Linked DNA regions of Homo sapiens: region 1 is linked to region 2. The links are chromatin loops, found by intact Hi-C in ENCODE. Cell type or tissue: heart right ventricle. All regions are shown on one strand. Links, peaks and the distances in the headings refer to the core of each region. The heading gives the core; the rest is flanking DNA.

Evidence for each region. Peaks named below come from ENCODE experiments on the same cell type or tissue, not always from the same donor. Only the 100,000 strongest peaks of a DNase experiment are listed, where the experiment ranks them.
Region 1: it touches region 2 in a loop (8-fold over the local background); 4 of 110 quality-filtered maps call a loop at or near these places.

The regions. Positions count from the first base shown.
Region 1 is chr19:23,371,326-23,387,160 of GRCh38, forward strand. ZNF91 (zinc finger protein 91) reads right to left here. Exons shown (of 4, transcript NM_003430.4): 2 at 3,313-3,439; 3 at 2,417-2,512. It also overlaps the pseudogene BNIP3P8 and the pseudogene CDC42EP3P1. Among named protein-coding and RNA genes, the nearest start is that of ZNF91, 16 kb to the right of the region's middle. In heart right ventricle, for the core only: no CTCF peak of the experiment used is centred there; no DNase peak of the experiment used is centred there; H3K4me3 peaks cover 1,308 bases; H3K27ac peaks cover 6,123 bases.
Region 2 is chr19:23,786,014-23,801,848 of GRCh38, forward strand. The region is part of intron 1 of RPSA2 (ribosomal protein SA 2); the gene reads left to right. It also overlaps the pseudogene BNIP3P39. Among named protein-coding and RNA genes, the nearest start is that of RPSA2, 31 kb to the left of the region's middle. In heart right ventricle, for the core only: no CTCF peak of the experiment used is centred there; no DNase peak of the experiment used is centred there.

The sequences.
Region 1 (15,835 bases), core at 2,868-10,867, 420 kb before region 2:
CAAGAGCAAAACTCCATCTCAAAAACAAAAAAGAAAAAAAAATGAGATAAGAAAGAATATATACAAGATAAGCTATAACCAAAACTGGGGTCATATTTGTAGACATAAAAACACACATATATAATCTGATTGTGATAGACATATGGCTCATTTATCTTTTAATTAAATCCCACACTGACTTAAAGTATACAAACAGAATTGCAAATTGTCTAAAATTATAATACATAAGTAAAACCAAAAAACAATAAACTCATATTAAGGAACTTACACTAAAAAACACACTAATGTAGAACTGCAAGAAAATAATGAAAGAAATGTTTACTCATAAAATCTAGTTGGCAACATTAATGTACGTTAACAAATAATTTGTCTAGAAAACGGCAATGTTTGACTAACTGTGCAGTCATGGAAGGCAGGCACTTTAAATTACTGGTATCTATTGTATGGCAATAAAATCCCAGAGAAAATGTAGTACAATCATAAATAGGAGATGCTAATGAGAAACTTAATAGATAAGCATTTAAAAGAAACTAGTGTCAATTTTTATGTTTTAAATATGTGCTATTTTTACACAAAATAAAATTACTGTAATTCAAGTTTAGAACCAACTATAGCCTTAAATTGCTAAATTATGTATATATTTAGCAAAATATGGTTAGAGCTTCATGTATAAAACAAATATTTGAGGAATACATTATGTTATTATTTAGTTACAGGCTGACAAAAGTGGCTGAAAATTCTGTAATTCCTATTTGCCTGCCTGTATACTAATTACCTAACTCACACACAACATGTACATTCTAGTATATTGTCCTAAATGTCTGAATCCAAAACTACAGACAAATTTGAAGTAGAAAATAAAAATAAAAATTTATATGGAGAGTGACATTAATAAGATAAAAAAAAAAAGATGCCCTATTTGCTTATCTCCTGACAGCAAGAAAATTTGGCAGCCATTCCTGACAAAAATGCGTTTGTGAGAGAACCAGGCATCATGGTTCACACCTGTAATGACAGCTACATGGCACATTAAAGTTGGAGAACTGCTTCCGGTCAAAATATTAAGACCTGCCTGGGTTATGTTGCAAGACCCCATCTCAAAAATAAGTGCCTTTAAGAGAGCTCTGAGATCCAGGATGGGAGTTATGAAACTCTGCTGAAGCCCAAGATCGAAGGTAATCCTTTTTAGAAGGCAAGCCTCATTCAGGCAGCAAACTACAGGACTACTGTTTTTGGCTACAGACAAGAAAATATTCCACTTAACTTGGTTCCACTGAGAATTTTGAACTGTACTCTGTAACCATCCCAAACTCTTCCCAGCTACAGACTTGGGGAGGTTCTGCCCTTCCAGAGGCCTGGAGGAAGACACCCATTTATAGCCATGCAGCAGGCCTGCAGACTTTGGCCTTTACTGTGGTCCCTGAAGCAGGTCCATGATTCAGTTCCAGCTCTCTGAGCCACAGTTCATGGCCGGTTCTGCCTATGTAGAAACCCAAAGTAACGTGGGAAAATCCTCTCTTGTACTAGATGAAAGCCATGCTCATCCACATCCTCATATAAAGCCCACCATATGCAGACCTGACTGCAGAAACCTGCCCTTGGGTCTGCCCTGCAGAGCAAAGTCCTGAAGGATATTCACTCTGTCCAAAAATTAAATGAGAATTATAACTATCCAAGCCCCTTTTAACAACACAACTAAAGGTGGACCCTTGTGCAAACCCAGCAGACTTAAGACCAAGCTACAACCCTTCTTCACTACAAACCCAGATGACATTCTATCACTCTGAGGACCCAATAAAAATAGATTTTTACTTTCTGAAACCAGTCTATAAATACTTGAACAAGTGTTTGCTCCTTCTTTACAGTCACCGATGCAAAACTATTGTTTCTTATTGTCAATGCTTCTATTTTAACATAGCACTCAAAGTATGTGGAAGACAAAACAGTCAAAAGAAAAATTTAAAGTCATTGAAATTGAAGACCAGTAAGTAAAATGTTGCTTTTTGTAGATCATGTAATCTTATATATATATATATATATATATATATATATATATATATAAATAAACAGTACTTTAAAACCTGTTTAAACTAATGAATACACTCAGTTAATTAGCAAAATGTAAAATGCAAAAAATTAGCAAAATGTAAAATTAGCAAAATGCACTCTTTTCTATGCCATGAACAGTACTCTGGCTGTCACTGTAAACTTGAAGAAAGATCATTGAAGGGAAAGTAGAATTCTTAGAGATTTTATAAGCATTAACAGAAGTGATAGCATAATTTAAAAAAAAAATTCAGGCTTCCCAGAAACTATTTCCTTTGGAACACAGCTTCTCAGATCACTTTAAAGACCTGCTTTCTTCTTGACTTTGGGCCTCTCATCCTTGTCGTCTGTTGTATTCACTCTCACCTACCTGTGGGTTCATCCACCATCTCATGTTGCTTCATATTCCAGGGCTCTTTTCCTTGCTCCAGATAAGTAATCAGGTCTGGCTTAGAGAGAGCAATACCTGTTTTATTAAAAATAACTAACATGAGTCTTGCTCATATTCTCCACCTGCCAACTTAGTAATGTGCTCAGTAAAGAGCATATAATAGAATATTCTAATAAATTGTCCCAATATACTAATTTGTAACAGAAATGTTTAAATATTTAGAAGATATTTTAATTTTATAGGTTCTTAATTTTACTGCTTGGTACTACTGTATCAAAAACTGGTGATGGCAATTAGATTTTAAGGTGTGAGTAACAGTATTTTATGCCACAAAACTTCTGAAATTACCACTAATCTAAAGTGAAGGACACAGATCAGCTCAGGAATGTGGAAAGTTCAGGTCAAGATGAAACATCTTGAGGAAATTCTTTTCTAAACAAACAAATCCCCAGGATTTTCTTGAAAACAGAAATCTGAAAGCATAAATTTCCAGAAAACATTCTACAAAACAGAAATGAAGCCTGTAATCCCAGCACTCTGGGAGGCCAAGGCGGGCAGATCATGAGGTCAGGAGATCGAGACCATCCTGTCTAACACAGTGAAACCCCGTCTCTACTAAAAATACCAAAAAAAAAAAAAAAAAAAAAATTAGCCGGGCATGGTGGTGGGCGCCTGTAGTCCCAGTTACTCCGGAGGCTGAGTCAGGAGAATGGTGTGAACCTGGGAGGCAGAGCTTGCAATGAGCCAAGATCTCGCCACTGCACTCCAGTCTGGGCAACAGAGCAAGACTCTGTCTCAAAAAAAAAAAAAAAAAAAAAGAAAAGAAGTAAAACCATTAGTTTATATTAGAAACTTAGTATTAAAGTTTTCCTTACCCAGGAAGGCCAGGTTTCTGTAGTTCTCTAACATCACATTCCTATATAAATTCTGCTGTGCAGTGTCCAGACATTGCCACTCCTCCGGAGAGAATTCTATGGCCACATCCCTAAATGTCAACAGTCCCTGAAAAACACACACAAACACACATATTTACAAAGTGGCTATGGGCAGAATTTTTCATTTGACTCAAGGTAAAATCAGAAAGTGACTAGAACTGGTTCTGACTTATAAGAGTGGCTGAAATTATCCAATAAAATAATTGTCAACACACAAACGTTTTGTAATGTATTCTCTAACTCTGAGAAAAGAGAGTGGCATAATACCCACAATATCAGTGTATATATGATACTTGTCTAGATGATAAAGTGTAAAATTGAGGGCATAAATATTAACAAGTACATTTTTGAGTGTTATATTTACATAATACAGAATGACTTGTGTATTTTTTTCAGGTGAAAAAGGCATAGTTGTTATATATTTCAGACACAATAGACACGTTGAGTTAGAAGGTACCACTCAAAATTTTTTTTTTTTTTTGAGACAGAGTCTCACTCTGTTGCCCAGGCTGGAGCACAGTGGCGCAATCTCAGCTCACTGCAAGCTCCGCCTCCCGGGTTCCGTGATTCTCCTGCCTCAGCCTCCCGAGTAGCAGGGACTACAGGTGCCCACCACCACGCCCGGCTAATTTTTTGTATTTTTAGTAGAGACAGGGTTTCACTGTGTTAGCCAGGATGGTCTCGATCTCCTGACCTCGTGATCCTCCCGCCTCGGCCTCCCAAAGTGCTGGGATTACAGGCATGAGCCACCATGCCTGGCCAGTACCACTCAAATTTTAATGTGTATGATAAACTAGACATCTTGTTAATGCAGATTATTTTTTCAGGAGATCTGAAATAAAGTCTGAATTACTGAATTTCTAAAAAGTTCACTAGTAATGCCAATGTTTTGACCCCAAAAGACTATTCTGTCAAACATCCAGTAAGTGGAACAGCCTGTGTTTTTTTCAGTTTTTCTGGCCTGTAAACAAAGATGAGAGCTTTCATTTACCAAAAAAAGATCAATGCAAAGAAAACCTAAAAAAAAAAGGGCAGCTGCCAGATTAAATGTGATGTTTTATGCACATCACCTGCATAAAGATACTTAATGATGAAGAGAAAAATAACTCTGTAGTGAAAAAATCTGTAAGAGAGCTTATTAAGCAAGTGAGTTATTAATACCAATTGCACTAGGACAAGTTTCTATAGTATGCTGATGCACCATATTGCCCCCACTAAAGTAAATTACAGTCTCAATTTAACCATAAGAAAATATCAGTTGCATGGAAAGTTCAAGGTACAGGTATCTTCCGTGTTCTACAATTTTTAATAGTGATTTTAAGTACTTTCTTTAACACCCTAATAAGCAGCTATATCCTGATAATTTTTTCCAAACTTTCTGGGTAATAAATGCCATCCTGTTTAAATGAGCACTTTCTTAATCCTGTAATGCACAGAGATAATAAAAAAACAGAACCTCAACATTATATGTTCTCCATCTTCACTAAGAATCCCAGGTTTTCTCCATAGAAATAGATTATCCACACCTTTCCATGTTCAACAGCCACAAAGAGAACATTTTTAATATTGCAGATCACAAATTCATGGTGAGAATTCTGCATGGCATATAAGAAGCCATCATGCAGAGAAGGCTCTGGTAGATAGAAAAGAAATATTTTCAGAGATCCTTGACTATCATAAGCTTTTTTTTTTTTCTCTTTTTTTTTGAGACGGAGTTTTGCTCTTGTTGTTGCCCAGACTGGAGTGGAATGGCACGATCTCGGCTCACCACAAGCTCTGCCTCCCGGGTTCAAGCAATTCTCCTGCCTCAGCCTGCCGAGTAGCTGTGATTACAGGCATGCATCACCACACCCAGCTAATTTTGTATTTTTTGTAGAGACAGGGTTTCTCCATGTTGGTCACACTGGTCTCAAACTGCCAACCTCAGGTGATCTGCCCGCCTCGGCCTCCCAAAGTGCTGGGATTACAGACGTGAGCCACCACGCCTGGCCTATCATAAGCATTTTTAAAAGTAGTTAAGACAAACTCATTAGGGAGAAAAAATACAGGTACAGAAGTAAAAATTTGCAAGTACTAAACGCGTGGCATTCCACGAGGCAGAGTGGACACAGCTCTTGATCTGAGACATGTTTAGCTGAAAAAAAGCCATTTTTTCTCTTTCTCCTCCTCCTCTCAAATTCTTTCTCAGATGAGTTTTTCTGGACTAATTATGTCTGCATTTTGAGAATTTGCCTTTAATAATTTGAGCACATGTTTACCTATTACCACCACACCCAAAGGCAGAAGGCCCAAGACACAAAAACTCTACCCATTTCTGTCCTGAATAACAGAAAAGATTCAGAACAATGAGCTGCTCCACAGAGATAAAAATATAAGTTTCTCTTTTTTTTTTGTCCTCAGGTGCCCTCCCCTGCTACGGACATCAGCAATTTCTGCTACAGTAATACAAATATTGGCCACACTGTCCTGTCCTTACCAAATCCAAATAGAACAGGTTCCTGGACCACCCTTTAGTGCAAAGGTGGAACTTAACTCTCATGAATGTATCTTAAACTTCTCATACTTGATTCTGGCACCTTAGAGTCACAGGAGACACTTAATTAAAACAAATAGATGCTATCTTCAGAACATTAAACAGAAACTGTGAAAAGGGCACAAGAGAGTTCTGTGAATTGGCCATGTGCTTCTAATTAGAATCCTGAGCTTATAACCACTTACCTAAGCATTGCCACTCAAGCTTTAATTAGCTTATAAATCACTTGGTAAACTTGGCCCCACTCTATGTAATGTGATTCTGCAGGTTTGGAAATGGTCCATAAATGGGTGTTCTAAACAAGTCCCCTGTCAGTGCTGATGTCACTCTCTCTGGTCTCATTATTAGCATTTGTTAGAAAAATGAGGCACAGCACAGAGTCCCTTACACTCAGCACTCCTGTCACAACACAAATACTTCTGATACAAATGAAGACAACCATTCTCTATCTTAAAGTATACTACTTGCTGGCTCTTTAAAGTTCACAAAGAAAACAGAAAACAGCAATTTCTGAGTAAGTCTGCATTTGGAAAACAACATGTGCACATGTACTAATGCAATGTTTATTAAGCAGGTACTATGTAATCAACAGGATGTTACAGAGCACTGTGATAATTCATTATTTGATTTAATTCTAATAACACCCTGTGAGTTGATACTAAGTGTTGAATAATCCCAAGGATTTAGAATAAGGATCCAGCATTTTTATTTCTTCTTCTGTTTTTGTCACTCATTTTTTTAAAAAAATGCATAGAATAAAATCTAAATATAGACAGATGAGAGGGATACAGATAGAGTGTAATGTAATTTAGATGAATTATTATGTTTATATTTACTATTTTGTGACTTGTGAATCAACTACTGTATCTGCAGGAACAGAAAACAAGTTGCTAAATGGAATGTCTCTGTAAACACTGGTTTTAATATAAAATTATTAAATTAAGACCCTATAATACATGTTATTTTTCCATTTATCTGCTATTGGGTTTCAGAAAAGTGTGAGCACCAACTCTAAAAAGGCAACAGGATTCATTACCCAAAACTCTGATCTCTACTAGTTAGTTCTGCGAGGCAAAACTCCAGGGTAGGGCAAGACTTAAATAAGGCCTTCAAAAAGGGTGAATCTAAACAGGGCTGAAGCAGGGTGTAGAGTTGATGTAAAATTCTGTTCTTTATGCCACTGGGGAGTATTTTTAGTTCCGTTTCTTTTTTTAAACTTAGCTAAAAAACAAAAACGAAAACAGAAACTTAAATCTCAGAGTTTGTGTAATTTTAATCTTTTTTAGCCCCACTGCCCTTTCAATTTTATATCACATACTAATAAGCAATTTAAACAAATCCCTTAAGGTTTTCTAGAATAATTTTTTAGATGATAAATAAGTATTCTTAGCAGGGCATAAAAAATACAAATAATAACTTTTTTGTTTATTAATATATGTTCAGGTGTAGACATCACAAGTCACAAAAATATAAAGAAAACGGCCCAAATAAAGCCCATATTTTTGCACACATCTATTTATTGTACCCAACCTTTTGATGCATAATTAAACCACTTATCCAGTTGCTAGTCTAGACTAAAAGTTCTTGCATGGTAGGGACCATGACTGCTTCATCTATTTTTCTAATGACTATATGAATTGGAAGCAATTAGTTTATTTGTTTGAGTCTCCAGACCTCCTCATCATTTTTCACTCAAGTACCAGGGAACTAGAGAAACTCTCACCTGGGTACCAACCAAAGACATCTCTTGTATGAGGGGAGGAGCAAACACAGGATGACTCATTTCTTTTACACTAAGTTAGAAGCAAAATTAACCACTCTAGTCAGCCTGACACAATTCTGTTCTGGAGATTCTCAAATGTCTCAAAGATACCTAGGTGACTGTGAGAGCATTTCCAGTGACCCTGGGCTGATGGTCCAATAATAAGCCAGCAAGAGAGACTCAGGCTGATTCTAAATAGAAAATGAAACTACCAAATAGGCAGAGACACAATTCTGCCTGCATATTTAGGTGACAGCACACATTTTACAGCGTAACTGTGAGTTGACTGGAAGCCTGAGAGGGAAAGTCCCCTCTAGAGTAGAGCTTGGTTGGCACCTTATGTGTTTATATTATGTCTGGTAATTCTACACAGTGTTTGGGAAATATAATTTTTATTAATTCTCTTCAGCACCAGAGAAACCACAGTAATAGAACAGAAAGAAAACTGTCTCATTACACAATTAAGTCTGAATGTCACATGCATTACAATCCATCTGCTTAAGAGATTGAAAAGAAATAAAGACGGTTACCGTAATTAGTTCACAAGTAGAAGAATTTACAGCGCCATGTCATAGGTAGTTCATCCTAAATTCACCTGGTCATTGGGGAGGTCATCCATGTATGCTAATTGGTTATATTCAATGACAAAATAAGCTTTTCACATCTTCATGGCAGAAGGTAGTTTTGCAACTTGAAGCCAGGTGCCTGCTTAAGGTAGACTTTCACTCTTCTACAAAAGTGGTTGAATAGGGTGCTATCTTTTTGGCTACTTGCATTTTAAAGCACTGGCTCTCTACTCCCTGAGGACTTGACTAGTGCACTCCTGCTTCCCCTCTTCTGGTGGCCAGTGTCCTCTTTTGTTTCCTACCATCTGCCACTGTGGTACAGCCCACAGCACACGGCTCACAGCTGGCAGCTCACATCTTAGATGAACGACAATTGCCACAGCAGCACTTTAGTGTCACATCAAAGAGTGAAGTCTGGCCGGGTGCGGTGGCTCATGCCTGTAATCCCAGCACTTTAGGAGGTTGAGGTGGGCAGATCATGAGGTCAAGAGTTCAAGAGCAGCCTGGTCAACATAGTGAAGCCCCATCTCCACTAAAAATAAAAATAAAAAATTTGCTGGGCATGGTGGTGGGCACCTGTAATCCAAGCACTCAGGAGGCTGAGGAAGGAGAATCCCTTGAGCCCAGAAGGCGGAGGTTGCAGTGAGCCGAGATTGCGAGATTGCACCATTGCACTCTGGCCTGGGCAATGGGGGGAAAATCCGTCTCAAAAAAAAAAAAAAAAAAAAAAAAAAAAAAAAAAAAGAGTGAAGCTTGAGCTGCAGAAGGAGAGCTTGCAGGCCTCCCGGGTAGAATCGCACCTTCACAATAATGGGAATGCGAGCATTATCTAAGCCACAGTTTCTATTTATAATGGTGACATGGAAAATATACTGCTGGGTTTCCAGCATGCATCCAGATAGAGATAGCTCTAAGAGTTCTCACTGTGACAGCCCATGTCTTTCACAGACATTATGGGATACTAATAGGGTTTCTAAAACAGATACACAAAGCATTAGAAAGAAAAACAGCTCTCATTCCGAGAAAGATTATATTGAGAGAAAAAAACAAGTTAAAAGCGTCTTAAGAAAAAACTGAGATTACATATAAGATTGATCAAGTCAGCCAGAAAATATTCCTCTAAAAATAATTTCTCTCTAAATATCCAAAGTGCATAGCTACTCACAGCATGAGAAACATGAGTGTTATGAAGAAAGGGCACATTATCAGCAGAATTTTAGAAGATTTTTTTCTATCTCTGCTGCTCTCTAATCTGCTGCCCATTAAATGTGGAATCTATATAGAAATATATCTGACAACTACCACCAGCACTTTTTGATTAAAAAAATTAAAACCTGTGTTAATATAATGGAATATATGTGAGCCTGCAACATAACTAACTAAACAGCTATACAGTTTTGGGGTGGCCAAATCACCTGCCTTTATTTGTCCTGTAATAGCAGCATTCCAATTTCTGAAATGAAAGCCACTAAAATTATACTTACCTATAACTATCCCTATTGGTTAAATTAATAAGTATATCAGACTAATCTCTACTGTAACAATTTGGTAATACATTTTCTTTGGATATTAGATATAAATATGTAATTATGAATAATTTTAATATACTACTCATAATGTATGTAGGATTTTAAAAAATTTTCTGCAACTATAATTCAGTTGAAAAACTACATTTCAAAACTATGAATCACAATATTAAAACAACTATTTAAGGAATTCATTCAAAGTAAATATTGTGGCTTTATATTCATACTCTTGCAGAAAATACTATTGAATGTATATGAATGCAGGTTGTCTACAAACATTATACATTACTATGCTAATTGTACTGAATAAATAGAAACAAAGGTATGACAACACACTCCACTTTTCAGTTTATAAACTGAACTCTTTTTTTCTTTCTCTTTTTTTTTTTTTTTTGAGACTGAGTTTTGCTCTCATTGCCCAGGCTGGAGTGCAACGGCATGATCTCGGCTCACCTCAACCTCCACCTCCTGGATTCAAGTGATTCTCCTGCCTCAATCTCCCGAGTAGCTGGATTACAGGCGTGCGCCACCATGCTCAGCTAATTTTGTATTTTTAGTAGAGACAAGATTACTCCATGTTGGTCAGGCTGGTCTATAACTCCCAACCTCAGGTGATCCGCCCGACTTGGCCTCCCAAAGTGCTGGGATTACCAGCATGAGCCACCGCGCCCAGCCATAAACTGAACTCTTTTTTCTTTTGTAGTATAAATACTTTAGCCTGCAAATAATCATCATGGATAATCAGGTTTCTGTCAAACAACTTACTCAGTATCTTTTAGTCTTTATAATTCTTTATTGCTAAATTTAATCCTATTTTTATGCTCAACTTTTGTGTGCTTTTAGAATGAGCAAGACTGAACAAATCTGTGTCAACTTTAAAAGACTAAAAATTGTAAGAACAATCTTTTGCCAAAGCAAAAACGAAGCAATTAATCTCGGGTCCCAGATAAAGACAATCCTGAGACAAAAAAAAAAAAAAAAAAAATGACAAAAGGTTTATTCAGCTGTTATTTGATTTATATATATTTCAAAAAAAGGGAGATAAAATATATACGTAATCTAAATGTTATAAGAAAAGAGATTTTAGTAAGATATTTTCTTACTTTTATGTAGACTAATTAAGCCTCTTATTTCTAATTTATATTTTCTTTTACAACAGCCAGGTCTCTAAACATGTTCTTGAACTCCTGGACATCTAAATTTTGCACACTGTGTGCACATGAAAGAATGTTTATGGAAGAAAAAACAGAAGAGAGAAAGGTGTTACATAAAATTCATAGGTTCAGATGAATAAAGCATGTTCTCAGAGACCTATGAAGAGATTTAGATTCAGACACAATAATAGTGGGAGACTACAACATCCCACAGGCACTAATAGACAGATAATTGAAGAAGAAAATTAACAAAATATGAGAACCTAAACTCAACACTTGACCAAATATTCCTAATAGGTATCTACAGAACTCTTCATCTAAAAATAACATAACATACATTCTTCTCATCGCCACGTGGCACATACTGACCACACAATCAGAAATAAAAAAATCCTCAGGAAATTCAAAAATCTCAAAATTATACAAACCAAACACACAGAGATATTACCACTGACCCCACAAAAACATCTTGAAGTCTATTATGAACACCTCTGTGCACACAAACAAGAAAATCTAGAAAAAATGAAAAAAAGTATTAAGGAATACATCCTTCCAAGAATGAACAAAAAAGAAATCAAAGCCCTAAACAGATGAACAAGAAGCTCAAAAACTGAACTGTAATAAATAGCCTACCAACCAAATAAAGCCAAGGACCAGACATTCACAGGTGGACCAGACGTACAAAAAAGTGCTGGTATTATTTCTACTAAAACTATTTTAAGAAATTAAGAAAAAGTAACTTCTCTCCAACTCATTATATAAGAACAGCATTATTCTGATACCAAAACCTGGCAGAGATAAAACAAACCAATAAAATTCAGGCCAGTATCTTTGAACACTGATACAAAAATCTTCAACAAAATCATGACAAAATCCAGCAGCATATCCAAAAGCTAACCCACTATGAGCAAGTAGAATTTATTTTGGGAATGCAAGGTTGGTTCAACATACACAAATTAATAAATGTGATTCATCACATAAAAAGAACTACTAAAGACAGAAACCACAAGATTACCTCAGTAGATGCAGAAAAAGCTTTTGGTAAATTTTAACATCTTTCATGTTAAAAATCCTCAACAACCTAGGCATTGAAGGTACATGCTTTAAAATAAGTTATCTATGACAAACCCTCAGCCCCAATATACTGAATAAACAAAACCTGGAAGCGGATGGGTACAGTGGTTCAGTCCTGTAATTTCAGCAATTTGGCAGGCCAAGGCAGGTGGATCGCCTGAGGTCAGGAGTTTGAGATCAACCTGGCTGACATAGCAAAACCCCATCTCTACTAAAAATGCAAAAATTAGCCAGGTGTGGTGGCGGGTGCCTGTAATCCCAGCTACTCAAGAGGCCGAGGAAGGAGAATCGCTTGAACCCAGAAGGCAGAGGCTGCAGTTGGCCAAGATTGTGCCCCTGCACTCCAGCATGAGAGACAAAGGGAGACTACCTCAAAAAGAAAAAAAAAAAGCTTGAAATATTCCTCCTTGAAAACTGGCAAAAGGCAAAAGATGCCTTCTCTTAACACTACTATTCAACATAAAATTGGAAGTCCTGGTCAGAGCAATCAGGCAAAAGATAAAAATAAAAGGCATTTGGCTGGATGCAGTGGCTCACACCTGTAATCCCAGCACTCTGGGAGGCCAAGGCGGGTGGATCACGAGGTCAGGAGTTCGAGACTAGCCTGACCAACATGGTGAAACCCTGTCTCTACTAAAAATACAAAAATTAGCCAAGCGTGGTGTCACGTGCCTGTAATTTCAGCTACTCACGAGGCTGAGACAGGATAATCGCTTGAACCTAGGAGGCAGAGGTTGCAGTTAGCGAGATCGTGCCACTACCCTCCAGCCTGGGCGACAAAGCAAAACTCCATCTAAAAAAAAATTAAAATTAAAATTAAAGGCGTTTAAACAGGAACAGAGGAGGTCAAACTATCCCTGTTTGCAGACAACAGGTTTCCACATCAGGAAAACCGTAGAGACTTGGCAGAATAGCTCTTTAAACTTACAAATAACTTCAGTATAATTTCAGGATACAGCCCTCCGCGCCCAACCAATCCCGGGCTGCAAGGGACCTGGGGAGCTGCAGCCTGGCCAGGGCAGTGCACTCAGGTGGCCTCGCTTCCCTGCAGGTCACCGCCCACCACGCCGGAACCGCGCACAGCTAGAGCCACTTCTGAAGCCACTTGAGAAAAATTTGACAGTTCCTAACGAAAAAGATTCTTCAGAAACATATACCATCTGTGAAAAAAGTTGCCCTTTCTTCCGCTTGCAAAACAGACATTCTCAAATTCCAAAATGCCAGCCAAGGCCCCAATTTACCTGAAAGCAGCCAATAACAAGAAAGGAAAGAAATTTAAACTGAGACATTCTGTCTCCCGATATCATCAGTCCCCCTCTTGGAGGCTTTTGCCATACCATCCAAATCGGCAAAGAGGGCCAAGCATGACGTCTTTGGAGATATTTCCTTTCTTCAAGGGAACAATGAGCTTTTACCTGGAAACTAGGAGAAAGCACACCTGGGTCAGCTCCCCGGGCATAGTAAGTTCTTCCGGGCCAACAGCACCTCAGACTCTGTGTTCACAGAAACACCCTCCTCAGTGGTCAAAAATACCATCTCCCTCACGATCACTGGAGGGTCCCAAGCTCTCATGTTGCTCTTATTGTCACCGGTGAACTTTAATTCCAAACAGGAGTCCTTTCGGCCAGCAAAGTTGCCAAGGCTTAGCTGCGAGCCCGTCATGGAGGAAAAAGGTCAGGAGAAAAGCAGTCTGTTGGAGAACGGGACAGTCCACCAGGGAGACACCTCATGGGGCTCCAGCGGTTCCGCATCTCAGTCCAGACAGGGCAGGGACAGCCACTCCTCCAACCTGTCCGAACAGTACCCCGAATGGCCAGCCGAAGACATGTTTCACCATCCCGCGTCATGCAAGCTCATCAAGGGAAAGACTAAGTCAGAGGAGTCCCTCTCTGATCTTACAGGTTCCCTCCTCCCCCTGCAGCTTGATATTGGGCCCTCACTTTTGGATGAGGGGCTGAATGTCACGGAAAAAAATAAGTAACAGGATGCGAACTTATTTCCTTTGGGGTAGAAGGTACAAAAACAAACTAAACTAACTGCAGTTGAACAGAAGGGCTTCTGAAGCTGTATTTGCAGTTTTGTGATGGGTTTTCTAAAATAATATTCTTATAAAGCATTTTTATTTTTTACCTGTTATAGCTTGTTTGCAAAAACAATTTAGAAAAAAAAAATCCTGTCTTGGCAAAACGAGGAAATCTGTCAGTCAGAATCCATTTTCAGCAGGCATTGGTGATGTTTGGCTCAGATATTGTTTGCAGACACACAAGAAATCTAGCTTGGCCAGGATTGGCACTAGCTACAAAGGGCTGGACGTGTCACATTAGAAATTTACAGAACTTTACAGCACTCCAACATTTTCTGAGCAAGAGGAAGTAAAAACATATTTAACACCTCAGCCTTTTTTCTAGACTCTTTTCTATATATTGCTTGGGCTCACCGTAGAGAATTCTCCAGTGTTAAAACTTTTCTGTTTTCACATTTGAATTTTACGGGTTTTGGAGATTTTCTTGTAGTTCTTATATATCCCTATATATTATATCTACATTGCAAAATTTTAACTGTCAGCTACATGTTGGTAAGATACAGGCAAAGTACTACTGTAACTAAGTTATTTTTAAAGTAAAAATATATTTTTACATGCCTTTGGAAAAAAATAATTTTAGGATACAAAATAAATGGACAAAAATTAGTAGCATCCCTGTGAATCAACAACATCCAAGCCAAATGTGATCATAAACATAATCCCATTCACAATTGCTGCAAAAATAATAAAATATCTAAGAATACAGCTAACCAGGAAGGTGAAAGATCTCTATAAGAATTACAAAACAATGCTTAAAGAAGTCAGAAATGGCACAAATGGAAAACAACTTTATGCTCATAAATAGAAAAAATCAATATCCTAAAAGTGATCATACTGTCCTCCAAAATTTACAGATTTAATGCTGTTCGATATCAAATGACCAAAATATTTTTAACAGAATGAAAAAAAAACTGTTGTAAAATTCATATAAAACCAAAAAAGAGTCTGAATAGCCAAAGTAAACATAAGCAAAACAACAAAGCTGAAGGCATTACATTACCTGTTTTCAAATTATACTGCAAAGCTACAGTAAACAAAGCAACATGGAACTGGTACAGAAACAAACTCATAGATGAATGTAACAGAATAGGGAGCCCAGAAATAATGCCACACACCTACAACCATCTGATCTTCACCAAAAGTAACAATAGAAATGTGGAAAGAATTCCCTATTTAATAAATGGTTGTGGAATAACCAGCTAGCACTATGGAGAAGACTAAAACTGGACCCCTTTATTACACCATACACAAAAATCAACTCAAGATTAATTAAAGACTGAAATGTTAATTTTAAAATGATAAAAAACCCTGGAAGATAACCAAAGAAATACCATTCTAGACACAGAAACTGGCAGAGATTTCATGATGAAAATACCAAAAGCAATTACAACAAAAGTAAAAATTGACAAATTGGACCTAATTAAACTAAAAATCTCCTTCAAAGAAAAGGAAACTATCAACACAGTAAACAGACAACCTACGGAATAATAGAAAATATTTGCAAACTATGCTTCTGACAAACGTCTAATATCCAGAATCCATAAGGAACTTAAACAAGTTTACAAGGAAAAAATACCTCATTAAAAAGTAGACAAGAAACATGAAAAAGATGCTTTTCGAAAGAAGACAAACATTTGGCTAACAAGCATGCAATAAAATGTTCATCAATAATCATTAGAGAAATGCCAAGAAAAACCATGAGATACCATCCACACCAGTGAGAACAGCTATTAAAATGTCAAAAAATAGATACTGTCAAGGTTTC
Region 2 (15,835 bases), core at 7,360-15,359:
TACAATCCACAGTTAAAATTGTGACTGTCATATGTGAACATCCAGCCAGAGTTGGAATGATGATTTATTTCTAAATCCAGTACTTTAGCGGGTGAAAATTCTATCTGGACCCATGAAAAATTTACCTGGGCTTAGGGCCAGAGTAAACACAGTTTACAGGAGGAATGAAGGCTCTCATGTGCCAATCCAGTTCATTGGTGAAATTGTCAGTACTGTACTTAGACCCAACATAGAAAATGTGGTGATTCTCTTACCTAGAACTGGGACCTGTGCGGGATTGTTAATTTATTACTGGACCTTCCTGCGGGAGTGATTATCACATATGCCTATGTTCAGCACCTGAGTGATATGATTTTGCTGCCTGGTCCCAGTCTGAAGATAAGATTGTGATTTATCACTGGATCCAGCACCTCGGTGATTTGACTCTTCTTTTTTTGGGGACCCAACAAATTTTAAGTATTGTCAATTTTGGGTGAATCCTGCACCCATGTTATGTGACTCTCCCAAATGTGCCTTACATGTTGTGCCATATTGGGGCTCAATATATCACATTAGACATTGTTACATATTGCTGGGTTAAACACCCAGGTGATGTAACTTTTTTTTTCTGGGACTGCGTGCAGGGGACCTTGTGACATAACTCAATGTCCATCACCATACTGATGTTACTCTCTTCTCCTGCCTGGTCTCTGCTCACAGAGAAATTGTGACAGATTACTGGCCTAGCATCTAGGTGATGTGACTCTCCTCTTTTTTTCAGGCTCCGCATATTTGGGTATTGTGACATATTGCTGAACTCAACACCTAAGGGATGAGAGTCTCCTACCTGTGCCCTTCCTATAGGGGACATTGTGACATGTCTCTGCATTCCTCACCTAGGAGATGTGACTCTCATCTTCTGCTTGCACCCTGCCTACATGGAAAGCTGTGGCATATTGCTGTGGTCAGCAACCAGATGATGTGTTTCTCCTGCCTGGGTCTTAATAAAGACAGGAAAGATGGTTGACATATTACTGGGCCCAGCATCCAGGTGATGTGGGTCTCATCTTCTGCCTGGTCCCTGCTTACAGAGAAATTGTAGCATATTGCTACACCCAGCACCTAGCTTATGTGACTCTTCTCTTCTTTTAGGTTTTGCCTTCAGATGACATTGTGACATCGCTGGGCCCTGCATTGACAATTTGTGACTCTTCTGCCTGTGATTTGCACACTTGGGCCATTGTGACATATTACTGGGTGTGACACTCAGGGGATGTAATTTTTATGCCTGGGCCTTGCCTATAGGCGGCATTTTGAAATGTCTTTGTGGCTGGGTGTGGTGACTCATGCCTGTAATCCCAGTACTTTGGGAGGCTGAGGGAAGTGGATCACAAGGTCAGGAGTACAAGACCAGCCTGCTTAATATTGTGAAACCCTGTCTCTACTAAAAAAAGAAAAATACGAAAAGCAGCCAGCCATGGTGACTGGTGCCTGTAGTCCCAGCTACTCAAGAGGCTGAGGCAGGAGAATTGGTTGAATTCGGGAGGTGGAGGTTGCAGTGAGCCAAAATCGTGCCACTGCACTCCAGCCTGGGTGATAGAGTGAGATTCCATCTCAAAAAACAAAAACAAAACAAAAAAAAGAATGAATGAATGTCTTTGCACCAATCCCAAAGGTGATGTGACTCTCTTGTGTTACCTGGTCTCTGCTCACAGGAAGAATCGTGACCTTTCACAGCATATGGTTGATTTTTTTCTTTTATTTCTTACTTTTTCCTGCAGGAAAGATGGTGAAATATTAATGAACTAAGTACCAAAGCGATATTACTTTTTTTTCTTGGACCTGCCTACATAATACGTTGTGACATATTGCTGCGCCCTGCCCATAGATGATATGAGTTTTCTGCCCATCAACTATTTTATGTGACTCTCCTCTTTTATCTTCGTTTTGTCCGTAGGTTAGATTGCAATATATCTTTGGGCCTGGGTCATGCTAACAGAAGCGACAGTGATTTATTACTGGGCACAGCCCACAGGGTTGTGATATTCCTGCTTGACTCCTGCCCAAGTGGTCATTTTGACATATCTCTTGGCCAGTCGCCTAAATGATAGGTCTCTCCTTATCTTTCTGTACCTGTCCACAGTAGGAAATGTGACATATCTCTGGGCCCAGCACCTATGTGATGTGACCTTCCTGTCATGCCAAGGCCTTGCCTACTGTAGTGATTGTGCCATATAGCTGGGCCCAGCTCCTATGTATCTGACTCTCATTTTCTTCCTGAGCCCTATGAAAAGATAGCATTATAACATCTTTCTGAGCATTTTACCAAGGTGATGTGACTTTTCTTCCTGGGTTGTCCTCTCAGGGCATTGTGACATGTTGCTGGATGCAGCATTTAGGTGATGTGACTTCCTCTACTGCTTGGACTCTGACCAAAAAGGGATTGTGATGTATCACTTGGCCCAGCACCTATGTGATGGGACTCTTTTCTCTTGTCTGGGCCCTACAAACATTTTGCATTGTGACATATAGCTGGGTCTGCCACCCAGATGATGTGTCTTCTACGTAAGCCCTGACCACAAGAGTATTATGAAATACCTTTTCATTCATCACCTAGGTAGTGATGTGACTCTTCGTCAGCCTCTACCCTGCCATAAGGGAATTGTGATGTATCACTGGACCCAGCACCTAGATGATGTAACTCGTATTTTGACTGGACCTTGCATATTTTGCATATTGTTACATATTATTGGGTCTGACATTACGGGATGGGAAGCTCCTCCCTGGGCCCTGCCCACAGGTGGCCTTGTGACATGTTTTGGATCCATATCCTATGAAATATGACTGTCCTCGCCTACATGCTTCATGCACAAAGAAAAGATTGTAACATATCACTGGGATCAGCCACCAGGTGTGTGTCTCACCTCTCAGGGTGTTGCTCACTGAGAGCTTTGTAACATATCACTGGGCCCAGCACCCAGAAGATGTGACTTGTGGCCTGTGCTCATCTTTTCTTTTTTTTCTTTCTTTCTTTTTTTTTTTTTGACAGCCAGGTTGGAGTGCAGTGATGTGATCTTGGCTTACTGCAACCTCCGCCTCTTGGGTTCTAGTGGTTCTCCTGCCTTAGCCTCCCAAGTAGCTGGGATTACAGGCATGCATCACCACACTGGGCTTATTTTTGTATTTTTAGTAGAGGTGGGGCTTCACCATGCTGGCCAGTGTGGTCTCGAACTCCTGACCTCAGTTGATCCACTTGCCTTGGTCTCCCAAAGGGCTGAGATAACTGGCATGAGCCACTGCATCCAGTCTGCCTGCCACCAGCAGCCATCTTATAGAAATAGATTTTAATGCATCCCTGACCAGGTACCTAGGTGATGTGATATGACTCTCCTGTCTGGTTCTTTCCTTCAAAAAAGATTGTAACATCTTTAGACAAGCCCCAGGTGATGTGACTCTTCTGCTTACTCTCTACTCACTGATGTAATTGTGACATATATCTTGCCCCAGCTTGTAGTTGCTATGATGATTCTCACACCTTGAACCAGGCAATAAAAGAGTTACTCTCTCTCCTAGCTAGGCTTAGGAAAACAAGCACAATCCTTAGTCTCCTCTTTTTGCCAAGGTCCTAGAGAATTACCACTCTCTCACATATTGTATAAAGCTCTCGGGTGGCACAGACAGTGTCATCAAGGAACAAAATCACAGATGATATTGTGTTACTTTTTTTTTTTTTTGGAGACAGAGTCTCGCTCTGTCACCCAGGCTGGACTGCAGTGGCACACTCTCGGCTAACTGCAGTCTCAGTCTCCTGAGTAGCTGGGACTACAGGCATGTACCAGGAAGCCAAACTATTTTTTGTATTTTTAGTACAGATAGGGTTTCACTATGTTGTCCAGGCTGGTCTAGAACTCCTGACCTCAGGTGATCTGCTGGCCTCAGGCTTGGAAAGTGCTGGTATTACAGGCATGAGCCACTGCGCCTGCCCCCCAGCTTCTTTTTTGTATGTATATATTTATTTATTTTTTGAGATGAAGTATTGCTCTGTTGCCCAGGCTGGAGTGCAGTGGCATGATCTGGGCCCACTGCAACCTCTACCTCCCGGGTTGAAGCAATTCTCTGTCTCAGTCTCCTGAGTAGCTGGGATTACAGGCGCCCGCCACTGTGCCCGGCTACTTTTTGTATTTTTAGTACAGACGGTGTTTCACCACCTTTGTCAGGCTGGCTTGGCACTTCTGACCTCGTGATCCACCCGCCTAGGCTTCCCAAAGTGGTGGGATTACAGACGTGAGCCGCTGGACCCGGCCTGATTTTCTCTTGAACAATAATTTTATGTATTGTTAATATACATAAAATATTTTGGTTCACATTTTGAATACATTGAAAAAGAAAGAAAAAAGAGAATTTTCCCATGTTCTGGGGTGGGCCTGGCTCAGTTCAGGGAGGAAGTCCTCCCTGAAAAGGCTGCAACTTAGGCTGTCTCTCTTGTGTTAGGCTGATCACATCTTCTGTCACTCAGGGCCTTGAGAAGGTGGGGTCTTGAACGATATCCAGTCAGCGACATTGGACTGGAAACTGTCCAATCACACACACAACTGGAGCAGACAGAGCGACTTCCAGGTTGTAGTTGGGGGGACTGTGTCTCTAGCTGCAGATGGAGCTCCAGGTGTCGTCTTCACTGCTCTGTGTCCTCTGACTTAGAGTCCCAGCCTGTGTGGCCCTGTGACCTGCAGGTACTGGAGATCCACAGCAAAGACGCCAGGACCCGCTGAAAGCCTAGAAATGGTGAGATTGCCAGTTCCGACATCTGGAGAGGGGCAAGGGCTGGTTGGAACTGGTGGGAAGCAGCTGTGGTGGGACTCAGGCCTCCCCGCAGTCAGCTCCACAATCTGCACCCTGAGTTCTCCTTGCCCAGGTTGGCATCCGTCCCCTGCAGCCATAAGATGGCAGCTAGGCTGACAGCCGGGCCCCCGGGCGTCCTGTCTTCCCAGTGCATTGGCTGTGCCATGTCCTGGAGCCCTCTCTGGGCAGCTCTGCACCAGTAGCGCCACATCTCTCCCAGATTGTGCAGGGACCACGGGAGAATCATCAGGGCAGAATCCTGACTCAGGGTTATTAAAAATGTATGGGTGTCACAATGAAAGTATTAAATAATTTAATCAAAGGGTGATTCAAAAATTGTAGAGCACCCAGCTATGGTTTTAATTTATGGTCTGTGGAAGGGGCTTCTCGAACTCCTGACCTCAGGTGATCCACCCATCTCGGCCCCGTAAGTGCTGGGATTACAGGCATGAGTCACTGCGCCAGCCCTAGTTTCTTAATTTTTACACATCAGGGTGGAAATATCTTGGTTATGTAATCAGAGTTTAATTGGCAGTTTATAGTTGGTTAAGCCTGAAGCTTGTTTCCGGCAATGTAGTAATTTACCAAAAAATGCTCTTGAGTTTAGATTATTTTTTAGAAGTACAAATCCGGGGACTAGAGCCACCTCAGTCTAATTGCCTGCCACTTAATTATTTTCACACTCCAATGGTGACGGATTTTTCCCTGAATTTTTCACATGTGTGCCAAGCAGGACCTCAAGTCCACCCCTCATCCCATATTCCTCCAGCCTAACTCTGGCTTACAGCAAAATACTAAATTTCCAGTTTCGTCTGATATTCCCAAATGCCAATTTCCCCTCCCTAATTCACTTTATCAACTATTTGTCCTTGAGTGTACATTTTTATATTATTTTAATCTTTTCTTTTTTTTTTTTCTTATTGAGATGAAGGGAGACTTGCTCTATCTCTGAGACTGGAGTGCAGTGGCATGATCTTGGCTCACTGCAACCTCCACCTTCTGGGTTCAAGCAATTATCCTGCCTCAGTCTCCTGAGTAGCTGAGATTATAGGTGCCTGCCACCACACCTGGCTAATTTTTGGGTTTCACCATGTTTGTCAGGCTGGTCTCGAGCTCCTGGCCTCAGGTGATCCACCCACCTTGGCCTTCCAAAATGCTGGGATTACAGGCATGAGCCACTGCGCCCTGCCGACTGATTGTTTACTACATGATTTTTCATACAAATAATAAAATAATTGTCTGAAAGGAATAAATGATTTTGCTTTTCTTACTGAGATATAAAATGTAAGCACCTTAAAAGTTTCTTCCCTTATGTGAACACTGTGTTTGAGTAATATTGCTGAATTTTTCTAACACTTAGTTTCACAAACCAAGTTAATAACTCTGACATGGAAATTAAAGCTTAAGCCCAGTGACTCCAAGCTGAGGCTAATATTGAGCCTGCAAAAGGAGGTTATTAAGGCCCAGTTCCTTTTGGGGAACCTCCCCTGCAAATTTCCCAACCTGATTATCCAAGACATGGAAGAAGCCTCTATACTGAGAGAAACTACAGAGCCTTGGAATGCTGGGGATCCACAGGCAGATGCAGATAAGGTTAATATAAAGGAGATTGGGAGGGTCTTACTGAAGATGGAGTTGTTATTGTTTTGAGGCAGTTTCTAGACTTTTAAAAATAAAACAGATGTATATAAAAAATTGAATTTCGAAGGAGTATTGCAACAGGAGAAAGTAGCAACTAAGTTTTTTTGTTTTTGTTTTTGTTTTTTTTTTTGTGACAGAGTCTAGCTCTGTCACCCAGGCAGCCTCCTGAGTAGCTGGAATTACAGGCGCGCACCACCAAGCCCGGCTAATTTTTGTATTTTTAGTAGAGACGGGCTTTCACCATGTTGATCAGGCTAGTCTCAGACTCCTGACCTCGTGATCTGCCCGCCTCGGCCTCCCAAAGTGCTGGAATTACAGGTGTGAGCCACCGCGCCAGGCCAAGAGTTTTAAAGATTGCAAAGATTAGGCAGAAAAGGGCTTTGCCTTCCAGAGAAAAGCAAACAAGATTAGAAAGGAGGTTGGAGGGGAATGTTTAAATTGAGTGTAATAAAATCAGATTTTAGATTAGAGAATGTTTTACCCGGACGTCAGTATGTTCTTAGGAGGGACATAAAATGGGGTTGTATGGTGGCTCAGACTGAGGGTAAGCTCAAAGTTCATATCCTGTGGGAAGAGAATAAACCTAAGCTTGATTAAGAAGTATTTTATGTTGACTACTGAAGACAAAGTCAGCTTGTTTTTCAGTGAGTAAAAAGAAAAAGTACAAAGCGTTTTTCTGGCTGTGTGATAGGTAAGAAAACAGCACCATTTCAGTCATAATGGAAAGAGGTGGCTTTCTTTTTTTTTTTTTTTTTTTTCCCTTAAAGTCTTCCTGGAGAACACAAAGGATGAGAATTTTATTGATCACAGCTGTTTCTCACCTTTGTGCTTCATCTTTTCCCACCTTTTTTCTTGGTTCAATACATTTATTTCACTTTTTTGGGGTTATATCTTTTTTTTTTTTTGAGACTGAGTTTTGCTCTTGTTTTATTTGTATTTTATTGTATTGTATTTGTATTTTATTTTCTTTGTATTTTATATTATGTTATGTATTTTGTTTGGAGACAGGGTCTCAGTCTGTTGCCTAGGCTGAAGTGCAGTGGCATGATCTTGGCTCACTGCAGCCTCAACCTTCCAGGCTCAAGCAATCTTCTTTTTTTTTTTCTTTTGAGACAGTCTCACTTTTGTTGCCCAGACTGGAGTGCAATGGCGTGATTTTGGTTCAGTGCAACTTCCTCCTCCGGAGCTCAGGTGATTCTTCTGTCTCAGCTTCCTGAATAGCTGCTATTACAGGTGCCCACCACCATCATGCCCAGCTAATTTTTGTATTTTTAGTAGGGACAGGATTTCACCATGTTGGCCAGGATGGTCTTGAATTCCTGACGTGGTGATCTGCCTGCCTCGGCCTCCCAAAGTGCTGGGGTTACAGGTGTGAGCCATCCCGCCAGGCCAAGCAATCCTCTTGTACCTCAGACTTCCAAGTAGCTGGGACTACAGGCATGCACCACTAAACCTAGCTAATTTTTCTTTTCGTATTTTTTTAGAGATGGGATTTTTCCATATTGCTCAGGGTGGTCTTAAACTCCTGAGCTCAGGCAATCCACCTGCCTTGGCCTCTCAAAGTGCTGGGATTACAGGCATGAGCCATTGTGCCTGATCATACCGTATTTTCTTTATTCAGTCTACCATTGATAGGCATTCAAGTTGATTCCATGTCTTTGTTATTGTGACTAGTGCTGCAGTGAACACGCTTGTGCATGCATCTTTATGATAGAATAATTTGTATTTCTTTGGGTATATACCCAATTATGAGGTTGCTTGGTGAAATGGTAATTCTGTTTTTAGTTCTGTGAGGAATTACCACACTGCTTTTTACAATGGTTGAATTAATGTACACTCTTTAACAGCAGTGTATAAGTATTCCCTTTTCTCTGCAACCCTGACAGCATCTATTTTTTAACTTTTTAATAGCCCTTCTCACTGATGTGAGATGGCATCTTGTGGTTTTTCTTTGCATTTCTCTAATGATTATTGATGAGCATTTTATTACATGCTTGTTAGCCACGTTTGTCTTCTTTTGAAAAGCATCTTTTTCATGTTTTTTGTCTACTTGTTAGTGAGGTCTTTTTTTTCTTGTAAACTTGTTTAAGTTTGTTATAGATTCTGGATATTACACCTTTGTCAGAAGCATAGTTTGCAAATATTTCCTATTATTCTGTGGTTGTCTGTTTACTGTGTTGATAGTTTCCTTTGCTGTGAAGAAGCTCTTTAGTTTAATTAGGTCCAATTTGTCAATTTTTGCTTTTGTTGCAATGGCTTTTGGTATCTTCATCATGAAATCTCTGCCAGTTTCTATGTCTAGAATGGTATTTCCTAAATTATCTTCCAGGGTCTTTTATAATTTTCAAATAAATATTTCAGCCTTTAATTAATGTTGAGTTGATTTTTGTATATGGTGTAATAAAGTTTCAGTCTTCTACATACTGCTAGCTAGTTATTCCACCACCATTTATTAAATAGGGAATTCTTTCCACATTTCTATTGTCATCTTTGTTGAAGATCAGATGGTAGTAGGTATGTGGCATTATTTCTGGGCTCCCTATTCTGTTGCATTGGTCTATGAGTTTGTTTCTGTACCAGTTCCATGTTGCTTTGTTTACTGTAGCTCTGTAGTATAATTTGAAGTTAGGTAATCTAATGCCTTCAGCTTTGTTGTTTTTGCTTATGATTACCTTGGCTATTCGGACTCTTTTGGTTTTATATGAATTTTACAATAGTTTTTTTTTTTTTTTTAGTTAAAGATATTTTGGTCATCTGATTAGAATAGCATTAAATCTGTAAATATTGGGGTTAGTATGACCATTTTTAGGATATTGATATTTTCTACTTATGAGTGTAAAGTTGTTTTCCATTTGTTTGTGCCATTTCTTACTTCTTTAAGCGTTGTTTTGTAATTCTTATCATAGAGATCTTTCACCTTCCTGATTAGCTGTATTCCTAGATATTTTGTTCTTTTTGCAGCAATTGTTAATGGTATTGTGTTTATAATTTGTATTTGGCATGGATGTTGCTGATTTACAGGGATGATACTAATTTTTGTACATTTATTTTGTATCCTTAATGATACTGAAGTTGTCTGTAAGTTTAAAGAGTTTTTCCACCAAGACTATACAGTTTTCCAGACATAGAGTTATGTTGTCTGCAAAAAGGGATAGCTTGACTTCCTCTCTGTTTAAGTTCCTTTTTTTGTTGTCTTTTGCCTGATTGCTCTGACCAGGACTTCCTATTTTATGTTGAATAGAAGTGTTGAGAGAAGGCATCTTTGCCTTGTGCCAATTTTTGAGGATGAATGCTTCAAGCTTGTTTTTTTCCTTTATTTTTGAGATAGAGTCTCCCTTTGTCTCCCAGGCTGGATTGCAGTGGCACAATCTTGGCTCACTGCAGACTCTGCCTTCTGGTTTATGCAATTCTCTTTCCACAGCCTGTAAAGTAATTGGGATTACAGGCACCCCTGGCTAATTTTTGCATTTTTAGTAGAGATGGGATTTTGCCATGTCAGCCAGGTTGATCTCAAACTCCTGACCTCGGGTGATCCGCCTGCCTTGGCCTCCCAAAGTGCTGGAATTACAGGCATGAGCCACTGCACCCATCTGCTTCCAGGTTTTGTCCATTCAGTATGTTGGCTGAGAGTTTGTCATAAATAACTTATTATTGTAAAGTATGTACTTTTAATGCCTAGGTTTTTGAGTTTTTAACATAAAAGATGTTATATTTTATCAAAAGCCTTTTCAGCATCTATTGAGGTAATCTTGTGGTTTCTGTCTTTAGTTCTGTTTATGTGATGAATCACATTTATTGATTTGATTTGTGTATGTTGAACCAACCTTGCATTCCCAAAATAAATTCTACTTGATCATCGTGGGTTAGCTTTTTTGATATGCTGCTAAATTTGGTTTGTCAGTATTTTGTTGAGGATTTTTGCATGAATGTTGAAAGATATTGGCCTGATTTTTTTTTTTTTAATCTCAGCCAGGTTTCAGTATCAGAATAATGCTGTTCTTATATAATAAGTTGGAGAAAAGTTACTTTTTCTTAATTTCTTAAAATAGTTTCAGTAGAAATAATACCAGCACTTTTTTGTACACAGCTGTGAATCTGTCTGGTCCTTGGCTTTATTTGGTTGGTTGGCTCTTTATTACTAATTCAATTTTTGAGCTTCTTACTCATCTATTTAGGGCTTTGATTTCTTTTTTGTTCATTCTTGGAAGGATGTATTTGTTCAATAATATTTTCATTTTTTTTAGATTTTCTTGTTTGTGTGCACAGAGGTATTAATAGTAGACTTAAATATATTTTTGTGGGGTCAATAGTAATGTCTCCTGTTATTTCTAATTGTGTTTATTTGGATCATCCCTTCTTCCTTCATTAATCTAGCTAGTGGTTTATTTATCTTATTTTTTTTTTCATAGACTTAATTCCTGGATTTCTTGATACTGATTTTGGTTATTTCTTGTCTGCTGCTAGCTTAGGGATTGATTTGCTCTTGCTTCTTTCATTCTTTTATTTATGATGTCAGGTTGTCAAATGAAGATCTTTCAAACTTTTTTAGCATTAAATGCTATAAATTTCCCTTTTAACACTACTTTAGCAGTATTGCAGATATTCTGATGTGTTGGTTTTTTATTTTTATTTATATTTATTTATTTATTTATTTTGAGATGGATTTTCGCTCTTGCTGCCCAGGCCAAGTGCAATGGCACGATCTCAACTCACTGCAACCACTGCCTTCCAGGTTCAAGCGACTCTCTGGCCTCAGCCTCCCAAGTAGCTAGGATTATAGGCATGTGCCACCATGATGGGCTAATTTTTGTATTTTTAGTAGAGATGGGGTTTCACCATCTTGGCCAGGCTGGTCTCAAACTCCTGACCTCATGATCTGCCTGCCTCGGCCTCCCAAAGTGCTGGGATTACAGGCATGAGCCACCATGCCCAGCCCTGGCCTGTTTTTTTGTTCTTATTTGTTTAAAAGAACTTCTTGGTTTTTGCCTTAATTTCATTATTTATCAAGAAGTTATTCAAGTGCCGGTTGTTTAATTTTTATGTAATTGTATGGTTTCAAGTTGTTTTCTTTTTGTTGAATTATATTTTTGTCAAGCTGAAGAGTTCTGTAGATGTCTATTAGGACTATTTGGTCAAGTGTTGAGTTTAGGTTCTAATGTTTTGTTAATTTTCTTCTTCAGTTATCTGTCTATTAGTGCCTGTGGGATGTTGTAGTCTCCCACTATTGTTGTGTCAGAATCTAAATCTCTTCATAGGTCTCTAAGAACTTGCTTTATTCATATGAACCCATGAATTTTATATAACACCTTTCTCTTTTCTGCTTTTTCTTCCGTAAACATTCTTTCCTGTGTGCACAATGTGCAAAATGTAGATGTCCATGAGTTCAAGAACATGTTTAGAGACCTAGCTGTTGTAAAAGAAAATATAAATTAGAAATAAGAGGCTTAATTAGTCCACATAAAAATAAGAGAAAATATCTTACTAAAATCTCTTTTCTTAAAACACTTAGATTATGTGTAGATTTTTATCTCCTTTTTTTGAAATATATGTAAATCATTAACAGCTAAATAAATCTTTGTTATGTATTTATTTTTTTTTTACTCACGATTGTCTTTATCTGGGACCTGAGATTAATTGCTTTGTTTCTGCTTTGGCAAAAGGTTATTCTTATTATTTTTAGTCTTTTAAAGTTGACACAGATTTGTTCACAGTAAAACTCATTCCAAGAGCACACAAAAGTTTAGCATAAAAATAGGATTAAATTTAGCAAAACAGAATTATAAGGACTAAAAGATATTGGTAATTTGATTGACAGAAACCTGTTTATCCAACATGATTATTTACAGGCTGAAGTACTTACACTACAAAAGCAAAAATAGTACAGTTTATAAACTGAACAGTGGAGTATATTGTCATACCTTGGTTTCTATTTATTACTTCAGTACAATTAGCATAGTTATGTGTGGTGTTGTTAGACAACCTGCATTCATATACATTTAATAGTATTTTCTACAATAGTATGAATATAAAGCCACAATGTCTACTTTGAATGAATTCCTTAATTCTTTTATTATTGTGATTCATACTTTTGAAATGTAAAGTTTTTCAATTGAAATACAGTTACAGAAATTTTTTAAAAAATCCTACATACATTATGACTAGTATGTTAAAATTATTCCTACTTACATATTTATATCTAATATCCAAAGAAATTTTACTACCACATTGTTACAGTAGATATTAGTCTGCTATGCTTATTAATTTAACCAATAGAGATAATTATAAGTAAGCATAATTTCAATGTCTTTCATTTCACAAATTGGAATGCTGCTATTGTAGGACAAATAAAGACAGATGATGTGGCCACCCAAAAACTGTAGTAGCTCTCCAGTTAGCTACCTTGCAGGTTCATGTATATTCCACTATATTAACACAGTCAGATTTTAATTTTTTATCAAAGTGCTGGTGGAAGTTGTCAGATATATTTGAATATAGATTCTGCATTCAAAGGCTAGAAAATTAGAGAGCAGCAGAGATAGAAAAAATATTTTATGATTCTGCTGATAATATACCTCTTTTCTTCATAATACTCATGTTTCTCATGCTGAGAGTAGCTATGCACTTTGGGTATTTAGAGAGAAATTGTTTTTGCAGGAATATTTTCTGGCTGACTTGATCAATCTTATATCTAATTTCAGTTTTTTCTTAAGATGCTTTTAACTTCTTTTTTTTCTCTCAATATAATCTTTCTCAGAGTGAGAGCTGTTTTTCTGTAGAATGCTTTGTGTATCTGTTTTAGAAGCCCTATTAGTATCCCATAATGTCTGTGAAAGACGTGGCTGTCACAGTGAGAACTCTTGGAGCTATCTCTATCTGGATGCATGCTGGAAATCTAGCAGTATATTTTCCATGTCACCATTATAAATAGAAACTGTGGCTTAAATAATGCTCTCATTTCCGTTATTGTGAAGGTGCAGTTCTACCCAGGGAGGCTCTCTTCCTGCAGCTCAGGCTTCACTCTTTGATGTGACACTAAAGTGCTGCTATGGCAATTGGCGTTCACCTATGATGTGAGCTGCCAGCTGTGAGCCCTGTGCTGTGGTCCATACCGCAGTGGCAGATGGTAGGAAACAAAAGAGGACACTGGCCACCAGAAGAGGGGAAGCCGGAGTACTGTAACCCCGTCCTCAGGGAGGAGAGAGGTACTGCTTTAAAATGCAAGTAGCCAAAAAGATAGCACCCTATTCAACCACTTTTGTAGAAGAGTGAAAGTCTGCCTTCAGCAGGCAGCTGGCTTCAAGTTGCAGAACTATCTTGTCAGGAAGATGTGAAAAGGTTATTTTGTCATTGAATATAACCAATTAGCATATATGGATGACCTCCCCAATGTCCAGGTGAATTTAGGATGAACTATGTATGACATGGTGCTGTGAATTCTTCTACTTGTGAACTATTTATGGTAACCATCTTTATGTCTTTTCGATCTCTTAAGCAGACTGACTGTAATACATTTGACATTCAGATTTAATTGTGTAATGAAAGAGTTTTCTTTTTCTTTTTTTTTTTTTTTTTTTGAGACAGAGTCTCGCTGTATTTCCCAGGCTGGAGTGCAGTGGTGTGATCTCAGCTCTTTGCAACCTCTGCCTGTCAGGTTCAAGTGATTCTCCTGCCTCAGCCTCCCAAGTAGCTGGGATTACAGGCACATGCCACTATGCCCGTCTTTTTTATTTTATTTTATTTTTTTTTATTTTAGTAGAGATGGGGTTTCACCGTGTTAGCCAGGATGGTCTCTATCTCCTGATTTCATGATCGACCCGCCTTGGCCTCCCAAAGCTGGGATTACTGGTGTAAGCCAGCATGCCCAACCTCTTTCTTTTCTATTATTGTGGTTTCTCTGGGGCTGAAGAGAATTTTTTTAAAATTATATTTCCTAGAATTACCGGACATAATATAAACAAATAAGGTGCCAACCAAGCTTTACTCTAGAGGGGACTTTCCCTCTCAGGCTTCTAGCCAACTCACAGTTATGCTGTAAAGTGCATACTGTCACCTAAATATGCAGGCAGAATTGTGTCTCTGCCTATTTGGTATCTATAGTCCTCCACAGTCACTTCTAGAGGGGCTAGAGCAGATTTCTACAAACTTTTTTTTTTTTTCTTAGATGGAATTTCACTCTTGTTGCCCAGGCTGGAGTACAGTGGCACAATCTCAGCTCACTGCAGCCTCCACCTCCTGGGTTTAAGTGATTCTCCTGCCTCAGTGTCCCGAGTAGCTGGGATTACAGGCATGCACCACCAAGCCTGGCTAATTTTGTATTTTCAGTAGAGACAGGGTTTTTCCATATTGGTCAGGCTGGTCTTGAACTCCTGACCTCAGGTGATCCACCCACCTTAGCCCCCAAAGTGCTGGGATTACAGGTGTGAGGCACCTCACCTGGCCTAGATTTCTACAAACTTAATAGGGCAGATATTAACCATTTTACTTCTTTCAATGACTCTTGTATCTTCAGACCTGAAACTGATTCAGAGACCATGGAGCCCAGAAACCCAATCAGTGTAACAAGTGTGCATTGAGTAGACATGGAGACATGAGAATCTCCACTTCTCTTTTTCTCCTCTTGCTAAAATGCTCACAATTGCAGGTAACACCTGCTGCTACTCCACCCATCCAGGACCTAAATCTGCAGCTCCAAATTCTAAATCTAGGTCTAGAAATTAAAAAACAAAACAAAACAAAAGTTTCATTTGAGAAATGCAAGTCTTTTTTTTTTTAGGGGAGGGTTGGGGGGGATGGAGTCTTGCTCTGTCACCAGGCTGGAGTGCAGTGGCGTGATCTCGGCTCACTGCAACCTCTTCCTCCCAGGTCAAGCTATTCTCCTGCCTCAGCCTCCCGAGTAGCTTGGATTACAGGCATGTGCCATCACACCTGGCTAATTTTGTATTACTTTTTTCAGCAGACATGGGCTTCACCATGTTGGCCAGTATGGTCTCGATCTCTTGACTTCGTGATCCACTTGCGTCGGCCTCCCAAAATGTTGGGATTACAGGCGTGAGCCACTGTGGCTGTCTGCCAGTCTTTTTACTTATAAAACTCAGACATTAAAATAAGAGCACAATTATGTCTTTCTCCCTACTTTCAACTATATATTGATCTCTTGAAGCTGTTCACTATTGCCAAAAGTAGGTATAAGTTAAACCAATAATAAGTTATTTATTTAAACAAATAAGAATTTCTCACAAACTAGTTTGTATCACCCCACTCTCTATCTCTCTTCTTTTTTTCCCTTCACAAATCCACTTGTAATTGCTGCTAATCAGTATAGATTCCAGGCATCTTGAATATTTCTTCTCAAGTTACAATGCTTAAGCTTGGCCCC